Linked DNA regions of Homo sapiens: region 1 is linked to region 2. The links are chromatin loops, found by intact Hi-C in ENCODE. Cell type or tissue: gastrocnemius medialis. All regions are shown on one strand. Each heading gives the region's core, and the rest is flanking DNA. Links, peaks and the distances in the headings are about the cores only. Region 1 has its middle 32 kb from the start of XCL1. Region 2 overlaps NME7 (NME/NM23 family member 7).

Evidence for each region. Peaks named below come from ENCODE experiments on the same cell type or tissue, not always from the same donor. Only the 100,000 strongest peaks of a DNase experiment are listed, where the experiment ranks them.
Region 1: it touches region 2 in a loop (4-fold over the local background); 14 of 110 quality-filtered maps call a loop at or near these places.

What each region holds. Positions count from the first base shown.
Region 1 is chr1:168,606,266-168,611,653 of GRCh38, reverse strand. No RefSeq gene overlaps it. Among named protein-coding and RNA genes, the nearest start is that of XCL1, 32 kb to the right of the region's middle. In gastrocnemius medialis, for the core only: no CTCF peak of the experiment used is centred there; DNase peaks (open chromatin) are centred at 2,333 and 3,563; H3K4me3 peaks cover 886 bases; H3K27ac peaks cover 5,000 bases.
Region 2 is chr1:169,191,122-169,196,509 of GRCh38, reverse strand. All of the region lies in intron 10 of NME7 (NME/NM23 family member 7), which reads left to right. Among named protein-coding and RNA genes, the nearest start is that of ATP1B1, 87 kb to the right of the region's middle. In gastrocnemius medialis, for the core only: no CTCF peak of the experiment used is centred there; a DNase peak (open chromatin) is centred at 2,849; H3K27ac peaks cover 1,657 bases.

The DNA of each region.
Region 1 (5,388 bases), core at 280-5,279, 580 kb after region 2:
TTTTCTACCTTTTGCAGTTGTTTGTTTTTGTTTTTTTTATTATTATACTTTAAGTTCTAGGGTACATGTGCACAACATGTAGGTTTGTTACATATGTATACATGTGCCATGTTGGTGTGCTGCACCCATTAACTCGTCATTTATCTTTTTAGCAAATTCATTTCAGCACTCCTGATTTTGTGTGTGTGTGTGTGTGTGTGTGTGTGTGTGTGTGTATTCTTCAAATTCTCCTTGAACTCATTTTAGCATCTTACTCATTCCCTAATTAATTAATGGGTTAAGTAAAATTTTTGACATTTATTCATGTTACATTTGCATGTGAGTCATGATTTTACCTTTTTGAAAATTGTACTTTAGCATAACTTTTTGGCTTAATGTTAACAGTTACTATATCATATTAGTAATCACTCACTATATCAACTTAAGTTTCCATTTTTTTAAAGAAAAGTGGCAAAAAAGAAAAAAATCTGTTCATATTAGACTAAATTATGTGCTACAGAATGTTAGAACAGAAGGCTTTTCTGTGGTTTCCAACTCATGATAAACAAGGGAAGAAGATATTCAGAAATATTCATATGTATTTTCCAGGTATTTTTATGTATGTTGTCTAATTTATATCTCACAGCATCCTTGTGATATAACTGATATTGATTCCATCAATATTAGAAGATACTTACTCTATACCAGCCACTATTTTAAGCTCTCTGCATGTATTGACATATTGCATTATTACAGTAAACTTATGAGATAGGTGCTATTATTATTCCCATATTTCAGATGAAGAAACTGATGCACCAGGAAGTTAAGCAACTTACCCAAGATCCCACAGTATTTGGTGGATTCTGGATTCAAGCCCAGACAGTTTAACCCCAGAGCCTGTGCTCCTTAACCACTTTTTATTTAATCTGTCTTTTACAGATGCAAAAACAGATGGCAAGTGGGGTTACTTGCCCCACATCACAAAGCATGTTAGTGGCAGTGCCAAGATTTACACCCAGGTCTGCCTGATTTTAAAGGCAAACTTTCTCTGCTAGATCAAAAAGACAGTAACAGAAACTGAGATATACCTCCAGCCTTTGCCCTATTGAAAACCCCATCGGATTTAGAGATCAGAAAAAAAATAATCCATATACTGTTCCTGCAAAGCAGTAAATCAGCTCGAAAAAAAGAGATGTTAGGTATTTGAACCTATAGAAAACACACACAAACATAGCACTTTGCATCTTTCTTGAGGTATTCAGGTACCGTGTTCGGCTGGATGCTTTATTCATCTGAGCTCTTGTCCTATTTCTTACCATTATCCTGCCAGCCCTAGAGGGCAGTAACATTCCCTGAAGGACCTAGCCCAGTTCTTTATGCAGAATAAGCTCAAATAAAGATTGTGGGATTGGGGCAGACTGGTGTTACGTGGAGGTGGCCACTCAGCTGAGATCCTGAGCATCCTCAAACATGATGACTCCAGCAGAGATATCTGCCCATCACCCCACTGAGACATCAAGGAAAGGTGTTATTTACTAGGTGCTGGGGTGGGCAGCTGTAGGCCATGGTTTAGGAAAGTCCAAGATGGGGAGGAGTCTGGCTGGGATTATAAAGAAGAGAGAACTTAGAGGGCGGTGGGGGGAGCAGGGGTGACGGTGGGGAGGAAGGAGTAGTTTGAGCAGACAGAAAAGGAGAAGCCCGTAAAGTGAAATTGTTCAGCTAATCAGTTACAGGGGCCTGCTGCTTTAATACCGCACCCCTCCACCGCAGTTCCAGGGCATCTGGCCTTTCCCTCCCCCCTCTGTCTCCTCAGCAACCTCCCACACTTCATACCCCACCCATTGTCACAAACAAGCCCCAGTAGGGCAGTATTCCCCACCATTCCCAGCCCTCCCCTCTGAACAGGGCCAAATTAGGGCTTTATGCCCCAGCGCCACCCCTAGAAGCTCCTAAGCTGCCCCCTCCTCCCCTGCTGCAGGCTCTCTGACTGGCTCTGCATTGCAGCCTGCAGTCGCTGCACCTCCATGTGCTGCGAACTCAGCCCAGCTCTCCAAGCTCTGATCTGCACTGCGGTGCCGCCCCCGCATGTCTTCCCATTCTCCACTCTGCGCTACTGCTTGCAGCTTACATAAGCCCCGTGCACACATGCAGTGAATTCATCTCTATCATTAAAACCCCGGGCGAGACAGTGAAAGCTGAAATGCTACTAGGTTGTCCTCCTCTCAGGAGCTGTCAAATAGTCATGCCCTGAAACGACAAATCCAGCACAACAAATACCCTGTGACAGGTCAGAAAGGCAGCTTGATCTAACCATGGACAGCGAACTCTTCTTCCTAAGGAAGTAGGGACACTTGAGAAGGAGGCCTGTGAGTCAGTGCTTTGACCTCTCTGCTAGCACAGCGCGTCACCCAACCTGCTGCGACAATCGCCAGCCGCGTAAAGCCAGCCAAAATCATCAAATCTACTTTGCCAAGAGAAATGAAGGACATACTGGTTTGTGCTAAATCTTCTCAATTACCTCACTTCATAGACTGACCTTGTCAGTAATTGCTTCCCGCCTGGCTTTACTAGAATGTTCTACAGTGAAAATATTAAGAATTTTCCCTGGGGCCATGGGCTAGTCCCAGTTTCCTGCTGGCGAGAGTGAATGGCGCCAACATCTCCTCCTTTTGCCTCTGACCAGCCACAGCCACTCTCTTGCTTTCCTGAGAGCCTTTGAAGTCTCACCCCAGGAAGCTCAGGCCCTAAAATATCTGTACTTCACCTTCATGTGGATTCTCCTTGTCTTACAGAGCAAAGACCATCAAGCCCAGTTCACCAATCCATCTGCCTTTATTAGGTGGAATTGAGCCACAGAATATCTTTCTAGTGAGGACAAAGCATTTTATAGGGTCGGGTTCATCACCTGCAGAGGCAGGAAGAAGGAACTGCTTACAATCAACACAACATACCTAGGCTGGGAAAGCCAAAAAAGCCACATCACCCTCTGCCCAGGACTAACTCCTAAGATTCCTATTTGCTGTGATCAAGCTCCCAACCCCAGCAGGATCCAGTTCTCAAAAGCTAGTCTTAAATATAGGAACAGAAGGGGTATGGATTCAGGGAGGGGAACTAGTGAAGAAAATTAGGTCCATGGTAGGGTGATCAACCACCCCAGTTTTCCCTAGATTAAGGGGAGGACACAGACTTTCAGCCAGGAAAGTTCTGGGCAGACTGGGACAAGTTGGCACCACAAAGCAAGGGTAGAGGTGGTAAAGCAATTTCTTCTTGGCAACTTGAGCTTTCAATTAAAAAGAAATATTTTTTTCTTCCCAAAGTATACAAGAGAGTATTTGCTCCTTGGAGACTGGTAAGGAAGAGGACAACTCCTCATGAACATTTTAGAAACTTGATAAGCAGAACCTGATTGGGAATGTAAACAAGACAGCATTACGGGAAAAGGTGTCAAGAAATCTAATGGACTAATAATGTTCAGGACATTTAATCTTCAGCTATGTCTTGTTTATGCCAGTTAGAGTGGCATAAGTCATGAAAAATGACTCCATATCCGGGATGGCATCCCCACACTCCACTCCTGGCTGTCCCCATCCCCTGCCTGAAACTTAGAATAGTAACAGCCGCCTTCTACATGGCATTTACTGGGCATTGGACTTGGTCTCCTAGAAGCAGTCAGCTGCAACCTAATGGAAAGAGCCCTGATCTAGAAGTCCAGACACCTGAGTTCTATTTTCATTTTGGTACCCTCTGATTGTATGACCTTAGACAAGCACCAACCTTCCCTAAGCTATAAAATGTGGAAAACAGTTCCTGCTCCTCTCCCTACCCCCATTGTTGTGAGGATTAAATATGTAGAATGGGCTTCCAATGATTCTTAAAGTCTGAGGCCCTGAACAACAATTCCCAGGATGTCTTAAGTCCTGGTTTCCCATACTGATTCACGTTGTGCCCCAGTATTGGGAGTCATTGGATCCACTCTAGATACTTAATATTTTGGGTATGTTTTCCTTGTGCATCTTCATTTTAATGAATAGAGCACCTTGAACTCTGAAGTTAAGTCTCTTTCCAGGCCTGTTTTGACACCCCAAACAATCATTCAGTCAGATATTCAGATGCCCAAAGTGGAGGTGAGGTGGAGGCCAATCTTAACCAGAGGCTAAATGTCTATAGTGACAGCTTATGTAAGGGCAGCTGCAGATCAATGACCTCAGAATGATTTCCAAGACTTGAATTCCTAAGAGGATCAACACTTGAACTCTGAGCAGGGAGTCTAAGGACTTGGGTACCAATGCTGGCTCTGCAACTCACTAAGTTCTCGAAACAGCTTTATCATCATTAAAGCAGGGTCAGGGCAAGTAAGGGTCAAGTGGATTCAGGGAATACTAGATATTCTGCCACTTTGTGGGGATAAGAGAATTAAATCAGATATGGCAAACCTTTGTAAACTATAAATGGAATACTATTTGTCTTAGTCCATTTAGTGTTTCTATAACAGAATACATGAGTTTAAGTAATTTATAGGGAAAAGAAGTTTATTAACTCACGGTTCTACAGGCTGTACAAGAAGCATGGTGCCAGCATCTGCTCGGCTCCTGGAAAGAGCTTTAGAGCTGCGTCATAACATGATGGAGAATGTCAAAGGGGAAGCAGACATCTGCAAACAGGCAAAAGGCAAAACTCAAGGGAGCATCCTAGCTTTGTAAAAACCCACTCCTGTGGGAACATTCCCATGAGAACTAATCCATTCTGGCCAGAGGGAGAATCACTCACTACTATGAGAACAGCACCAAGTCATTCATGAGGGATTTTCCCCCATGATCCAAACACTTCCCACTAGGGCCCACTTGCCAACACCAGCACCTTGGGGATGAAATTTCAACGTGAGATTTCAAGGGGACCAACTCAAACCATAGCCCCATTTAAGTGTGAAAGATTAAAGTAATTGTTTTTTTATTAAGGTAAAACACATACAATAAAATTTGTAATTTTAACCATTTTAGGTGAATAATTTAGTGGCATTAATTACATTCATCGTGTTATGCAATCATCATCACAATCTTTCTCCACAGCTATTTAATCTCACCTAACAGAAACTCTGTACCCATTAAACTATAACTCCCTATCCCCTTCCCTAGGCCGCTGGTAATCTCTAACCTATGTTCTTTTTATAAATTTGCCTATTCTAGATATTTCATATAAGTAGAATTATACTATATTTGTCCTATTGTGTCTGGCTTATTTCATTATGTATAATGTATTTAGGTTTCATCCATATTGTAGCATATATCAAAACTTCATTGTTTTCATGGTTGACTAATACTTTATTGTACATATGTACAGATTTGTTTATTGATTCATCTGTTGCCAGATCTTTGGGTTGTTTCCACCTCTGGCTATTGTGAGTAATGCTGC
Region 2 (5,388 bases), core at 299-5,298:
TGTCAGACAATGCCAAGCATGCGGATACTGCAGTAATGGCACAAAAAAATCCCTTTTCTCACAAAGTTTTTGTTCTAATAGAAAGACAGACAACAAATGAGTAAAATAAGTACTGTGAGAATAAGGAAGCAATATGAGAGATGGGGAGTGCTTTGAGAAGGAAGCCTGTCTGAAGATTGATAACCTTGAACATGGCATTAATGAGTGCTGCTGCTACATGGTCAAAAGAAATGGTTGCGCTTTAAACAAATACTGTTCTGTGATAGGCCAAAGAGAAGTTAAGAATAGCATGAAGAATAGAATATAGTTGTAAGAATATTTCAAGATAAGATTCTTCCAGCAAATTTAGCTTTCTTATGCCTTTGGATAACAGTAACAACAATGAAACACCATCCATATATCATCCACAATTTATTCGCAGAAATCCAAATTGGTACTTAGTTACCTCAGTTATTTGTGCTTAGTAGTATTTGTGCTTGAATATCTCATTCTCAAAGAGATCAAAGCCTACCTTTTCCCACCCACATTTATAGTTGTAACAGCCTAACACTCAATTACTTATCCTACTATATTTGGTTTTACTTTCTTCTGTAACAAGTAAGTATTAGCTTCTAAACATACTATACCATTTACTATTGAACACACTTATTTTTTGTTTCCTTTCACTAGCATGCAAGCTCTTGGAAGGAAAGGATTTTTGGTTTTTCACTGATATATTCAGAAAAGTGTCTGGTACATAGTAAGAACTCAGTATATATTTTTGAGAGAATGAGTGTTAGTAAAAGATGAATTAAATGTCCATTCTGTATTGTTTAAATACACATCTCATGAACTATTTGTTATGACTGCTATATCCAGTTAATGACCCAGAAACTTGATAACGATTTGCTCTAATCCTCAGTTCCCTTCAAGGTAAACTTTCTGATGTTCATCTTATAGTTGGAGAAATGAGGCTCAAAGAACCTAATTTTAAAACCTTTTTAAAAAAGTATCTTTTGACCAGACATAGTGGCTCATGCCTATAATCCCAGTACTTTGGAAGGCTGAGATGGGAGGATCACTTGAGGCCAGGAATTCAAAACCAGCTGGGAAAAATAAATATAAAAATAAATAAATAAGTAGATAAATAAATAAGCCAGGTGTGGTGGCACATGCCTGTAGTCCCAGCGACTCAGGAAGCTGAGGTGGGAGGATCCCTTGAGCTCAGGAGTTTGAGGCTGCAGTGAGCTATGATTGTGCCTGGGTGACAGAGCAAGATTGTTGTCTCTAAAATAAAATTAAAGAATTTTAAAAGTATCTTTTTATTGTTTCCAAAAGACATATTCTTATTAAAAAGCCAGCATCTTAACTCTGTTCTACCTGGTTCCATCTTGAATTGTTTGTGTTTTATAATGTCAAGAATATATTTCCAAATTATAATTGCATATAATGCAAAAAACATGTTTTGAATGCCCTTAAAGCATTTAAGAATATAATTCTGCTGCTGAGTTAGTCTCTGGTCTGTTCTCCATGATTTCTGTCTGTGATAATAGTACTAATATATATGTTGTAGATGAGAGTGGTAACATTCTAAACACCAACCTCAAAAGATTAGTTGTATAATATTCCAGTTAACTTCAGTAACCAATCATGAAACTGTCACCCATGGAATTTTAACTCTTTGAGGATATTTGCCTAAGTATCCTTTTGGATTAGGTACTTTTTCTGACTCTGCCCCTAACATTTTGAATTTAGTTTTGACTTTGCCTGCTTCTCTGGCCTTAGCATCTTCTATTACAGCTAAGAATTGTCAAAAGACAAAATTACAACAAATTTAGTTTAAAGATCTTAATTGACTTTTATTTGTGATACTAGAATTGGGCAACACCTCATTCTGTAAAATAGAATGAGTGCCCCAATAAGCTGAGCAGTTGGTTTTATAGTCACAAAAGGACTGAGGAAAGCAGAAACAGAAAACAAAAAGTGGGTTGGTTATTTCAAAATTAATTTCCTTGTAAAGGTTAAAGCAGAGAGGATTTTCTTATCATGCCAGCTAAAACTTGAAGATTTTGCTATTATCTCTCACTCTCCTGATCTCTCAGAAAGTCAGATAAACTGAGTTTTGGCTTGGTAACATGGAACTTTACCATCTGTGACTCCATTTTGGTTTGGTGTGTTGGGCCTTTTGCAGGAAGGAGTTCAGTCCAGACCAGTGGGCTCCTATCAATATTATTTAAACAGAACTATGTCGCCCTGTCTACTTCCAAACCCACCTTCTTGTCCCTTGCCTTCCATTCCATGTGTGCCACCTTAGCCCCCATAGGGATTGAGAAATTTTGATAGCTGTCTTCTTCCATAGTGTACTTTTTCTTTTTTTAATCTCTATGTTTTTATTTCATTTTGGAATTCAACTGGTTTTTGTTTCCCCATTCCTTAACTCATTTTCATTTCCCTACTCCTTGTATCAGTCTTTTTTGCCTCGCTATTTTTCAGTATGTTTATCTGAATGATTCTCATAAAAAGTGCCTTTCAGTTCCTTCATTTTTTCTTTTTTCTTTTTAAAACTATTCTTCCCTAGTGATTTTTTTTTAACTGCTCTTTGGCTGCATTCACTATTTTTCTTTTTTTTTAACAAGTGATACTGTTTTCTTTAAGATCTCAGCTTAACATTTTACCTCTTTTATTTCTTTCCACTCTCTTTTTATTCTTAGAATAAATATGTTCGTTGTTCTGAATATCTTTAAAAATAACCCTATTCCAATCAGACATGTCCCTATCACAGTCAGAAGGAGGGGCTCAAGTTTCCCTAAAAAGTGCACATTAGGAATGGAGCATAGCCACCAGCTGGAGCTGCTAGCATTTCAAAATCTCAGGAGGCTGCAGCAACATGTGCCAGGCCTTATCTCTGTAATACACATGTGCTGCTTGTCAGTTTCAAATGTTAACCCTCAGCAGCATTACTTAAAGTCAGTAGGCTTTGTGTTGTGATGGAAGGAAAATATTTTTAAATCTTCTTGAGACCCTGGGAAACTACCGCTTTTGGACATGAAAGAGCCTGCCACCTTACAAATCCATCAATAAGTAAAAGCCACTGACACCAGTGCCATGTTTCAGTTCAGTTAAGTTGGCATGAATAGTACTGAGCCATGGTGTTCTCAGGATGTAATTACTAAGGCGTTTTATTTATATCGCAGTGAAACAATCCTACCACTTGCAAGGACAAAAAGAGAGACTTTGGGGGCCCTTAAATGTAATCAGCAGACATGTGCCACCCTTTCACCTTTGTATGTTGATTTTTGTTTAGTGACACTGTAGCAAAACAATAACCATTAGCTCCAGATAGTAAGTATGTACAAGCATGATCTTTATTATTATTATTATTTGTGGAGATGGGGTCTCACTGTATTGCCCAGGCTGGTCTCAAACTCCTGGCCTTAAGTGATCCTCCTGCCTCAGCTCCCAAAATGTTGGGATTACAGGTATGAACTACTGCACCTGGCCAAGCATGATCTTTTTAAAAGCACTTAATTGAAATATAATGAAAATATTAACTCACGGTATATATATTTCAGGAATTGACTATTCATATTATAAAATAATTCTATATTTTCCAAAAGAATTCCTTTCAGGAGTGCTTCAAAAAGGAGTTTTCCTGCATTCTAAATAAATCCTAAATTTAATATATTTGTTTAAAAAATGAAATACACACAGTTTGGGGAAAACAGCCTGGCCTTATTCACAGAAGGCTGTATATTTGTACATCATGCATACTGTTTTCAAGTTACCATAACTAAGTTGTTCAGACCAAATAGTTTTTCTCCACACAATAACCATACCAAGAGCTCTAGGTATATAAAATTTACAGAACTGTTACAGAGTAAACTTATGCAAAGGAGGGTTGAGTATTACCATACTCCCTTTTTTCTTATTTTCCAAGTAAAGTACTCCTCGGTATTTGAGGGAGATTGGTTCCAGGACCCCTCAGATATCAAAATCTGAGATGCTCAAGTCCCTGATATAAAATAGTGTAGTAATTGCATATGATCTATGCACATCTTCCTTTATCATCTCTAGTTTACTTATACCTAATACAATGTAAATGCTATGTAAATTTTGTTATACTATATTGTTCAGGGAATAATAAGAAAAAAAGTTTGTATATGTTCTGTATAGGTGCAATTTTTTTTCAAAATATTTTTTGATCCCAGATTGTTTGTGTTCACGGATACAGAATCTGCGGATACAGAGGGCCAGCTATACTGTCTTTCCTTTAAGATGTCTCCAGCTGCCCCAATCTTGAGTGACCTTTGCCTTCCTTCAAACTCCTATGCCGTTAATTGTCTACACCTCTCACCTGGCAGTTGTCATATGCTTCTTGTATAGTTTATCTTTTATGTATATTTACTTCCTAGTCTAGGAACTAACTAGAGAAGTCTCTTTACACCTTTTTGGTATCTCCAATACTTGAAAAATGCTCTTAAAACAGTGCTTCTCAAACATCCATGTACTGTGCATAGAAAACACCTGGGGATCTTGTTGAATTGAAAATTGTGATTCAGCTGGTCTGGGGTGGGGCCTGAGATTCTACATTTATGACAGACTCCCATGTGATGTGATGCAGCTGGACCACAGACCACATTCTGAGTGACCAGTGTCTGTCAAACCTTCAGCAAATGTTTATTGATGATGCCATTTTTTTTTTCAGAAAAAGGATAAGAGATTTAAATTTGTTAAGTGCTGCATTTTTATGTAATATGCAAATAGCACTAAGACTGAACTGAGATATTGATTGAAAAAATACGCTGAATGATTGAAGATGTTAGATATCTTTTTTTCTGATTTCTCCATCTGATCAATAGGAATGGACTTTAGCTTATCCATTTTCATTAATACCAGACTGGATGAGATTATACGTGAATAACTTCTACTTCTGTCTTCACTAGATTCAGGCTGAAAAGCAAAAGTCTTTATAACACATTTCTAGTCACGTAAATAATACAAACTTTTTCTAACTTTTCTCTTATTTGGGACACCTAGCTTTGCGGAGCAGATGGTTTTCCCAGTAAACTCTTAGATTCTATAGGTATCACATTTCAGGGTCAAGAATTACGCATATCCTCAGTATAAACTCTGTAAAGACTTTTTTTCTCTTGTTTGATGGAACTCAAAAATGGAGCAATAATAGTTATCAACAAGCAATGAGTCTGAGTCCTCAGGCTTTAATGGCAACCAACAAACCCATGCTCCTTATTGCAGAGGAAGAGTGCATTGTTGATTCGCTTTATATCCCCAAATAGAAAACACGTTAAGGGTAATCCTGGGAAATTATGCTTACTTCAAACCTTGATTGCCAACACTGAAGTGTCTAAATAGCACTTCACCATTTTTCTGGTTGTTTTCTTAGAAACA